Linked DNA regions of Mus musculus: region 1 is linked to region 2. The links are chromatin loops, found by intact Hi-C in ENCODE. Cell type or tissue: left cerebral cortex. All regions are shown on one strand.

Region 1 (5,000 bases), 260 kb after region 2:
TCATTTTTGGAAACTAAAAAAACTTTCATACAAATTCTTGGATGTATGCCCACTCTATGACTCGGTAATTCGTATACCTATCAGAAAAGACATGAACCAAAGTGTTCCCATTAGTAGTATAGAACAACAAAATTAATCAAACTATTAAAAAACTTGCACTGTTGTAGCTTGGAATTGTATTTTCCCAAAGGTCACCTGATAAAAGCCAGGGCTGCCATGTGATAGGCTTTTGGGAACTGATTGGCTCACAGAGTATCTGACCTCTTCAATGGATTAAAGGTTCACAAATTGATGGGCTACTTGGGAGATGATAGAAATTTTGAAATCTCTTAAAATCAAGGAAACAGGCGTTAGAGAGATGGCCCAATGGTAAGAGTACCTGTTGCCCTTGTAGAGAACCTGAGCACCCACACAGCAGCTTAAAACCAACTTTAACTACAGTTCCAAGGAATAGGACACCTCCTTCTGGCCTCTGGAGACACCAGGCACATACTTCATATATAGCCACATACATGACTTAGGTAAAAGGAGTAGATCCTTAGGGACAAGCCTTTGGGGTGCCCTTATCTTGTCCTAACATGACCCTAGACAGAAATATCTGAAATTGTAAGCCAAAGTAAATCTATCTTCCTTGTTTTTTTTTTCAAGTACTGTGTCATAGCAACAGAAAGTTGGCAAACACATGCACACAAAATGTAGGATTCCTCACAAAATGAAAAGATGACAAGTTAGATGCCTACAGTACAAAAGGCCTGCTACCTGCTGTCCTTAGGACTTCTTTCCAGAAATCCTAATTATTCATCAACTTTCCACTGAGGAATGACACTCATATAAAAGCATGTTGAAATGCTAATACACAGCTCAATCAACTACTCTTCCACACACCCCCAACCCCCCCCCTCCATCAGCAAAATGATTTTGATTATCAGCAAAAATGGTGAATGGACTGGGGAGCCAGGAGGATTGGTTTGGCAAAGAGAAGAGTTTGACTTCTAGCGATATCCATGGAAGGACACCACAAGTCTGAACCCAGTACAGGAACCATACCCAATGCAAAAACATAAAAGGAACCTTAATAAAAGTTAAGCCCAAACTCTTGACACATGTACCTCATTTAAATCTTTAAAGTAACCCCAGAACAATGTAAATTCATAGAAGATGCTCAATAATAAATATTTGCTAATGAAAGGGAGATGTTATCTTTGTACAAGTTAAGTCTGAACAGTCAGATACCAATAAGCTACCTTACCTTATGTATCATCGTATCACCTGTGAAAATAGTATTTACTTCTGGCAGCTTATTATATACAGTAATATATACAGCTTCCCAATCAGAGTGGCAGGTCCACCGGACCCATTTCCTAATCCACAAAATGGAAAAATAGTATCTCTTTTTATTCAACCAATATTATTTGAGGCCTGTGTGCTAAGCACTGTTCTAAGATAATCAGACTAAGAGAAAATACGGTATGATAAACCAATGCCCATCCTACTGTAGCCAACTATTGAAACAATGGATTCCAAGAAGTTTGACTTGTCCCCAGAACTTCATCCTGAAGCCAGAGGAACAACTTGTCTATAGGAAGGATTAGCAACAACAGTCTGGAGGAGCCTCTCAGGAGAGGGGGCTGAGATGTGTGTCTATAAGTGTTCCAGGACAAACGGGGCTACAGAGAGAAACTCTGTTTTGAACCCCCCTCCCGCACCTTCCCCAATCTAATTCTGAAAAAACAGGGTGTGGTGGTGCATGCCATTAATTCTAGGGCCTGAGGCAGAGGCAGTCTCTAAATTCGAGACCAGCCTGGTTCTGAGCAAGCTACAGGACAGCCGGCTCTACACAGAAAAATGTCTAAAAACCATTACAGTAGAAAATAATTACGATTATTCGACTTCTATGGAAAACTAAAAAGACCTCGTGACAGGAATCTCACAGCTCAAAGCTTAGAACTCCCAATTTCTCCAATTGTTAAGAGAAGGCTAGACCCAAGAAAGTAGAATACGAGCCATTAGATGTTTTCTCCAGTGATTGGAGATGAAAGCTCACTTAAGGGCAAGCCATGTGGAGAGGAGACGCCAAAGTCCCAGAAAGTGACTTAGAGAAAGTCTGTCTCTGGGCGGAATCACCAGTAAAGCGGAGAGCAACACCAGCTCCGCGGTTCCAGAGGAAAGGTTGCGAGTGCTTTTCAGAAGCAGTGCACGCGGAGAGCCAAAGCCTTAGGCTCCCCACCGAGGGCCGGCGCCACCCGCTTCTCCGAGGTCTCCTTCAGTGCAGGAAGTGTTCCTGGAGCTCCGGGGAGGCGAGAAGGTTTACAGGCTTGCGAGCGGTGCCGGCACCGACGGCCCTAGGTGCACGTGTATGCAGTCCGTGGACAACGACCCGCACTCACCTCGCCGACGCTTTGCAGTCCAGGCACTGGAGTAGCTGGGGGACGCTCGCTCGTCCAGGTCTGGCTCCTCCGGGAGACCACGGCTACAACACGTAGTCCCAGCTCTCAGCTGACTAAGAACTGAAGGCACAGGAGAAAACTTTTCGCGCCACTAACCGAAACCCCGCCCACAGTGTGATTCTGATTGGCGTTTCGGACACTCGCCACGCCCTCCCGGGGGTTCATGACGTACTTCCGCCAATTTGCTTGGGCCCTCTCTGGTGCGGGGTGTGCGTATTCCGGCGAAAGAGTTCTACGCCACAGCTTCCGGTACGAAGCTGGTGGCTTTCCGCGGTCGCAAGGGATTCCTTAATGTTTCCCTAGCCTCCGGTAGTCCTTTTTTTTTTTTCCCTTCTTTTAAATAAATACTGAATGTGACGTATTAAGCAAGCCGACGGAAATAGAATTGAAAGAGTTCTAAAATGGCGAACCGTACAGTGAAGGATGCCCACAGCATCCATGGCACCAACCCTCAGTATCTGGTGGAGAAGATCATCCGGACGCGAATCTATGAATCAAAGTACTGGAAAGAAGAGTGTTTTGGACTTACAGGTGAGCGACAGCGCGCAGCCCGCGTCTCGGCTTACGGGTGGTTTCTTCTGTCTGAGTGAGGAAGGACGGACCCTTTGGGGGTGATACTGGAAGAGTATGTCAACTATTCATATAAACTGCTCTGTGCCTGGACTTGTACTAGACGGGACACAGACAAATCTGACACGATCTTTTTCTCTTTTCTCTTTTTTCTTTTCCGTTTTCCGAGACAGGGTTTCTCTGTAATAGCCCTGGCTGTCCTGGAGAACTGCTGGCTTCGAACTGCCTCTGTCTCCCGAGTGCTGGAATTCAAGGAATACACCAGCACCGCAGGGCTCACCGGTCTTTCCTTCTTTCTTTCTTTCTTTCTTTCTTTCTTTCTTTGGGGGGGGGGGGGGGTGGGCTCCGAGACAGGGTTTCTCTGTAGCCCTGGCTGTCCTATGTCCTGGAACTCACTTTGTAGACCAGGCTGTCCTCGAACTCGAACTCAGAAATCCGCCTGCCTCTGCCTCTGCCTCCCAAGTGCTGGGATTAAAGGCGTGCGCCACCACGTCCTGCTTGACCGGTCTTTCTTTTTTTTGTTTTGTTTTTCGAGACAGGGTTTCTCTATAGCCCTTGCTGTCCTGGAACTCACTTTGTAGACCAGGCTGGCCTCGAACTCAGAAATCCACCTGCCTCTGCCTTCGAGTGCTGGGATTAAAGGTGTGCGCCACTACACCCGGCTTGACCGGTCTTTCTTGATGCTGAAGGATTTCTTTAGTTTTTTTTTTTTTTTTTTGAGCCATTCCATTTTTTTAAATTAATTAATTTATTTGTTTATTTATTTATTGATAGTCTGCTGGGTCCTAGATTGTTTATCTCAGGGACCAGATAAGGGTTCCTTTAATGCAGCTTGAAGATGTTCAAGGAACTTCACCATTCCTATAATAAAATTCTTGCTGTTCTTAAATGGGTCAGTAGTTTCATTTTTGACCTGCTTCCCCTAGTCCTTTAGGTTTCTGTTTTGTTTTGGGGTTTTTTTGTTGTTGTTTTTTTCCCCTGAGACAGGGGGCCTTGGATGGCCTGGAACTCTCTTGAACACACAGAGATTCATCTGCCTTCCCCTTCTGGTCCCTAGGATTAAAGGCATGAGCCACCTCGCTGGCTCCTAAGTTTTTTAGAGTGGCTCTCTGTCAGCTGTCGTAGCTTTGTTCAGCTTCACCTGGTGTGACTCTGGCTGTGGTTCTTGAGCATGTAAAATCACTTAAGCTCTTTTTTGTTCTCATTATCCTTAGCTGGAAGCCAGGACAATGATTATTTGTTTTTTTGTTTTGTTTTAGACAGGGTTTCTCTGTGTAGTCCTGGCCCTGGCTGTCCAGGAACTCACTCTGTAGACCAGGCTGGCCCTGAACTCACAGAGATGTGCCTGCCTCTGTCTCCCGAGTTCCGGCATTAAAGTTGTACACCACCCCAGACCAGCATCTGGTAGTAATAAGAGGACTTTTCCCTCATAATTTGTTGTATAAAGATTGAGGACTCATGAGTCCCACCCTTCCTTGATGGACTAAACAATTAATGGAGACTGGGACGAGGGGTCTGTCTCTCTCTGTAGTGCTGTAGTTCCAGGCATATGTAGCCCTGGCTGTTCTAAAACTCACTCTGCAGACTAGGCTGCCTCAGACCCAGAGATCTGCTTACCTCTGCCTCCTGAGTGCTGGGACTGAGCAATCATCACCATGCTCAGGGTTTTTTGTTTTTTTCCTTTTTAAGGCTGTTATTAATAAGCTCTTGTTCTCTTAATATTAAATTCTTATTGACTATTTAGGAACTCTAAACCTTTAGCTATTTAACCTTCCAACCAAGAAAAACTAAGGCCAAGAAAAACTAAAGCCTTTAATATGTCTAAGATGTATGTCACTTTGTTTTTGGCTGTTTCAGCTGAACTTGTAGTGGACAAAGCCATGGAGTTAAAGTTCGTTGGTGGTGTGTATGGTGGAAACATAAAGCCAACTCCTTTTTTGTGTTTAACCTTGAAAATGCTTCAGATTCAACCTGAGAAGGATA
Region 2 (5,000 bases):
CCACTGCTGGCTAAATGGCCTGTCCAAGATTAAAATCTAGGCCTAATAATTCCAGTCTAGTGCACACTATTCCACACCAGCGTGCTTCCTCTTCATAATGAAAACTGTTGGGGAGGGTAGGGAGGGTTACTCATTGTTTCCTCTCTGCAAACCACCAAGGAATCTTCTAGAAAGAGCTGGAGAAGCTCTTTAGACATTTTGGAAGAAACAACACTCATCAAAATTTTCAGGACTTCCTGCCTCAGGTAGTACTTTTTACTTTTTTTAGGTGGGGTGAGTATATTTCTTATGTCCAAAGAATCTATACATAAACAATACACAAGACAAATACTTGAGATAATATTAATTCCTTTTAGAAACAAGCAAGTATTCCTCAATGGTGGAAATAATAACAATATTTCACTTACTCGATCTTTTTCAAGTGTGTGACACTTCACGCGTCTTTTGCTTTTTCATTCAATTATCACAAACTAGCTCTTCCACTTGGGTTCCCTGGAACTCACAGAGATCCGATCGCCTGCTTCTACCTCCAGTCCCGGGATTCAAGGCTTCAATATATTTTGGAGTTGTTTATTAGGCAATGATGCTAATTGAATAACACAGTATTTACTGCCTGACAAAGAAATGAGACTCACACAACACTTCATAATGTTATATGCATTCAACAGTCGATTGAGCAGGGTTTGTTATGTGTTGAGTGTCTGGGGTAACAATCACACCCATTTTGCAGCTGAGGAACAGAGGCATGAGAGAGATTAAGCTACTTGTCACAGGCATCTCGTCTGGTCACTGGCAGAACACATTGAAACTCAGCTCTGCATACACCCTAGCACTCCAGTCTCCCTCTGTATATACAGTTCTATTCTAAATACACAGCGGCCTGTTTTACAATAGGATCATCAGTATTTGGAACATTTTGACTTAATAGGACCCATTGTGCAGTTTTCAGCACTTCCTTCATAGGCAGAAACCCACATATCACCTTAGAAAAACTTCTTTCTCAAAAGAAAAAAGAAAAGAAAGAAAAAGCTTTGCCAGGCATGGTGGCACACACCTTTAATCCTAGCACTCAGGAGGCAGAGGCAGACGGATTTCTGAGTTCGAAGCCAGCCTGGTCTACAGAGTGAGTTCCAGGACAACCTGGGCTGCAGAGAAACCCTGTCTCTCACCCCCCCCCCAAAAAAAAAGTAAGAAAGAAAGAAAAGAAAAGCTTTTTCTCACCCTCCTAATTCAGGTAGATGCCAGCGCCCTTACCCTCCTCAGTCTGTACTTCCCAATCTACCACAGTATTATATAAGCTGAAATTCTTTTATTAATCTGTCGTAGATCTATCCTATTGCACTCTCTGACTTAAATATACACCCAGTGAAAGCAAGAACCTTGTTTGTTCTCTTCATTGTCATGTCTCTAGTACCCGAGTCAATGATCAAAACATGGCTGATGATCGAAAATCAATACTGAACTGAGGTGACTCATTGAATTTCCACTCAGTCTCAATGCCCACCAATGAATGTAAAGATAAAGAGCTCTAAAAACAAACAGCTGGGCAGTGATGGCGCACGCCTTTAATCCCAGCACTCGGGAGGCAGAGGCAGGAGGATTTCTGAGTTCCAGGCCAGCCTGGTCTACAGAGTGAGTTCCAGGACAGCCAGGGCTATAGAGAAACCCTGTCTCAAAAAACCAACCAAACAAACAAACAAATAGGGGCTGGGACCAGAAAAGAACCTGCTGCTCTTCAGTGGACTCAAGTTCAGTTCCCATGTTAGAGGCAGATCACAACTGCCTGCACCTCCACCTCCAGGGGGACTGACACCCTTTTCTGGCCTCCTTGGGCCACACATTTACCTAAACACACACACGCGCACACACACAGGGCTCCTCTAGCCTAAATGGTGAACTCAAATTCAATGAGGCTGTTTCATAAGGTGGAGAACAAGCAGAAGAGGAAAACACCCAATATCCTCTTATGGCCTAGTCATGTGTACCAGAAAACAGGCGGGCAGACACCACACTGAAGCACACACACACCACCAGCATCAGAAAAATCCCATACAGTAAAGGTCATAACACAAACCATCCAAAGCAGGGCTGGAATCCATTTATAACTCAACCAGTTAGTCAATTCAGCTGCCAAAACAAACAAACAAAAAACCCAACTGATGAGAAGGTGTTCAAGTTTAGAAATAGGGCTGGTAATACACGGAGTTGGGGGTCCTTACTTCCTAACCTTCATTGATAACCACTGATCCATCGCTCTAAAGAAATCAGTTTCTTCCAACACACTAGCTGAGCCACACCAAAACCAACTGTTGGTGACCTAGCAAAAGGTCTACCTTTCATTTGCTCTTTTTTCTGCATCTCTTGGGGGAATAGGGAACCGGGTCTTGGGGGTACGGGGGAACGTGGTGAGGAATCTTCAGACTCAAGCGACCACTACAGGTCACCAGCGACCCTTTTTCTTCTGGCGGAAAGGTGACGGTTCCTGAGGGCTTCCCAAGCGACCTATTTCTTCTGGCGGGAAGGTGACGGTTCCTGGAGGCGTCCCAAGCGCCTAACATGACACATGAATGGACTCTTAAACAACCTAGTCCTAATTTAAGGGCCATATCTTCTCAATCCCAAGAATTAAGAGCGCCCTCAAGTACAACTTCCTTCTCTTAAACCCTCTCCCGGACCTGGTACTCCTGACCCCGAGAAATCCACAAAAGCAGTTGGGGAAGATAAAAAGGAATCTAAAGTGGCCTAAGATACAGTGAGAAAATAAAGTGTTAAGAAGGCCCGGGGTCCGTAAAGATTACGGTAAGAATGAGGTCTGACCCTTTCCAAGCCCAGTGCGTCCGTCTGAAGAAGTGATGAGGAGCAGGAAACTGAAGCTCAGCAAACAGGTGGCCCCGAAACGAAGCGACATCTCCACGGTGGTAGTTGCACAGAGCCACCGGATTGAGGGAACAGGATTTCCAGCAGAAGCTCCGCTCTGCCCCCTTATCGCCGTTCAGCCCAACCCCTCGGATTCCCAGATTTTTTTTTTTTTTTTTTTTTCCTAGCCAAACACTGAAGGAAGTGATGTTAGACGGATGTGGGCGGTGCCTCGAGGGTCCGCTTTGGAATGGAGTAAGTTTAAAGGTGCAGATCACGTAGAAGGATGTGGGAGTACATCTCGAGTTTGCTTTCCCTAAGTCCTTGATATCCAGGCTTAAAGAAACAGCCGGATGAGGTGGCCCGAATTGGTGAGGGCTGGGGAAAGGTTCAGGAAAACCGTTGTTAATTACGTCTGACCTCTAGCCTAGCCCCTCCCTCCAATGGACCACTACACTAAATATTCAAAATGCAAATTATTATCTTTGAGATCAGCCTATCACAACAGAGGGCTTGGAATTTCCCGCCCCCTCGCACAAGTTAAAAATACTGGACAACAGCATTTCATTGTTAGATTTCTGTTTGGGATTCCAAAGAGACTCGGTAAGCCCGTTTCGCTGTGCACGCGTCTGTGTCTTGCAGGCAAGCACTTTGGAGAAGCGCTGGACCCTTCCCCCCACCCCCACTCGCATTCGCAGGACTTCCACTCAGGCATGATGCAACCAACTGACATAAGGTCCAAGAAAACCATGCTTGGGGCCTTTTATTGCACAACTGAAGAGGTAGTCCGAGGGAACTGGGACATAAGTCATCTCAAGCACGTAAAGTGTAAAGCTTCTTTCCGTTAAGTCTGTTGCTTTTTGTATTGGGTCGAGTTACTACCTAACAAGTCAACTGCCGACTTTCCCTCCTGATGAGAGTCCATTAGAGCTCAATGCTTAGTGAAGGACATCCAAGGTGTACAACCCGAACTAGACCCCACACCACCCTTCTGTTAAATCCAAGACAAAAGGTAAGCGCAGACACAATGGGACGCCAAGGGGACCGCCGCCTCCTCCAGGAAGCAGCCCGGCCGCCAATCAGAATAGTGAGGTGCGCGAGGCATGCTGGGCTTTGTAGTCGGGAGGCAGGCGCGCAGTTGCCGTACCCACCCCCACCCCGCCTCCCTCCCGCGGTCGAGGCGGGGCCGTGCGTCACGTGGGCCTCTCCCGCCGCCGCCGCCGCTGCCGCCGCGGTCTTTCTCTGTCTCAGCTGAGGCAGCCATCTTGCTCTTGCCGCGTGCTGGTGTTGGAGGACCCTCCCCGCTGCAGGTGAGACCCCCGGCGGGCCCGCCACCCCACGGCCTCCGGCCGCTGCGCACGGTCTCCCCCCGCCCTCCCCTCTCGACACCCGCCGTCCGCTCCGGCTGCCACTTCCGCCGTGGCGCGGCGAGTGGGGGCGGAGGCGGCCGGCCGGGCCTGTCGGTTACGGGCGGCGCAGCTGGGGGTCGGCACCTGAGGGAAGGTCCCCAGCACCACCGCCCGCTGTGGAGGAGCCGGGCCCGGGCTCTGGCCGCTCAGGTCCAGACCCAGGAGGGTAGAACCCTCCTCGTCCATCACTCATTATTCACAACAACAGTGTCAGACGCTTTGAGCAGCAGATCTGTTGTCATCTCTTTTGCTCCTCCCAAACTGAGGTTAGCACCCGGCCACCAAGCTCTTGGGGCCGAACTAGGTTGCAGCGCTCTTCACTTTGTAATAGAAGTGCTTGTTTACAAGTCTCTCTTAATTTTGAGACAGTTACCTATCCTTATAACCTCTTCACACTGCCTGATGATTGATCGCCAGGCACAGTGTTACACAGCTGGTGAATGGCGGTTTCAACTTCCGTTCCCACGTTCTTTCATTATACCTAATTAGTGGCCCTCTGGAAGAATGGTAACAATAGTTACCAACTACTGAGTGTCTTACCTGAACTTGATAATCTATGCTTTAGCCTTCAACTCAGTAAAGTATGCGATGGTATACTTTTTTTAATGCGGGAGAAACAAACACAAGTACAAAGAACCTAAATACCTTTCCAAAGCCCTAAGTGGTAAAACCTCACATAAAAAGTCAGGGCTGAAAATTCAAATTATTTTTATCTTTGTAAACATGATTAAAGTA

Evidence for each region. Hi-C counts contacts between places; a loop is a spot of excess contacts. Peaks named below come from ENCODE experiments on the same cell type or tissue, not always from the same donor. Only the 100,000 strongest peaks of a DNase experiment are listed, where the experiment ranks them.
Region 1: a loop joins it to region 2, with 4 times the contacts of the local background. A loop is called at or near these places in 1 of 42 quality-filtered maps.

What each region holds. Positions count from the first base shown.
Region 1 is chr4:108,576,963-108,581,962 of GRCm38, reverse strand. Prpf38a (PRP38 pre-mRNA processing factor 38 (yeast) domain containing A) reads left to right here and starts at 2,627. Exons shown (of 10, transcript NM_172697.3): 1 at 2,627-2,978; 2 at 4,875-5,000. The coding sequence starts at 2,849. Orc1 (origin recognition complex, subunit 1) reads right to left here and starts at 2,509. Exons shown (of 17, transcript NM_011015.2): 1 at 2,388-2,509. In left cerebral cortex, no CTCF peak of the experiment used is centred here; a DNase peak (open chromatin) is centred at 2,640; H3K4me3 peaks cover 1,803 bases; H3K27ac peaks cover 567 bases.
Region 2 is chr4:108,832,674-108,837,673 of GRCm38, reverse strand. It overlaps Btf3l4 (basic transcription factor 3-like 4), which reads left to right and starts at 4,034. Exons shown (of 6, transcript NM_027453.3): 1 at 4,034-4,166. It overlaps Txndc12 (thioredoxin domain containing 12 (endoplasmic reticulum)), which reads right to left and starts at 2,996. Exons shown (of 7, transcript NM_025334.3): 1 at 2,818-2,996. The coding sequence starts at 2,908. In left cerebral cortex, a CTCF peak has its summit at 2,951; DNase peaks (open chromatin) are centred at 3,122, 3,323, 3,977 and 4,460; H3K4me3 peaks cover 3,272 bases; H3K27ac peaks cover 2,892 bases.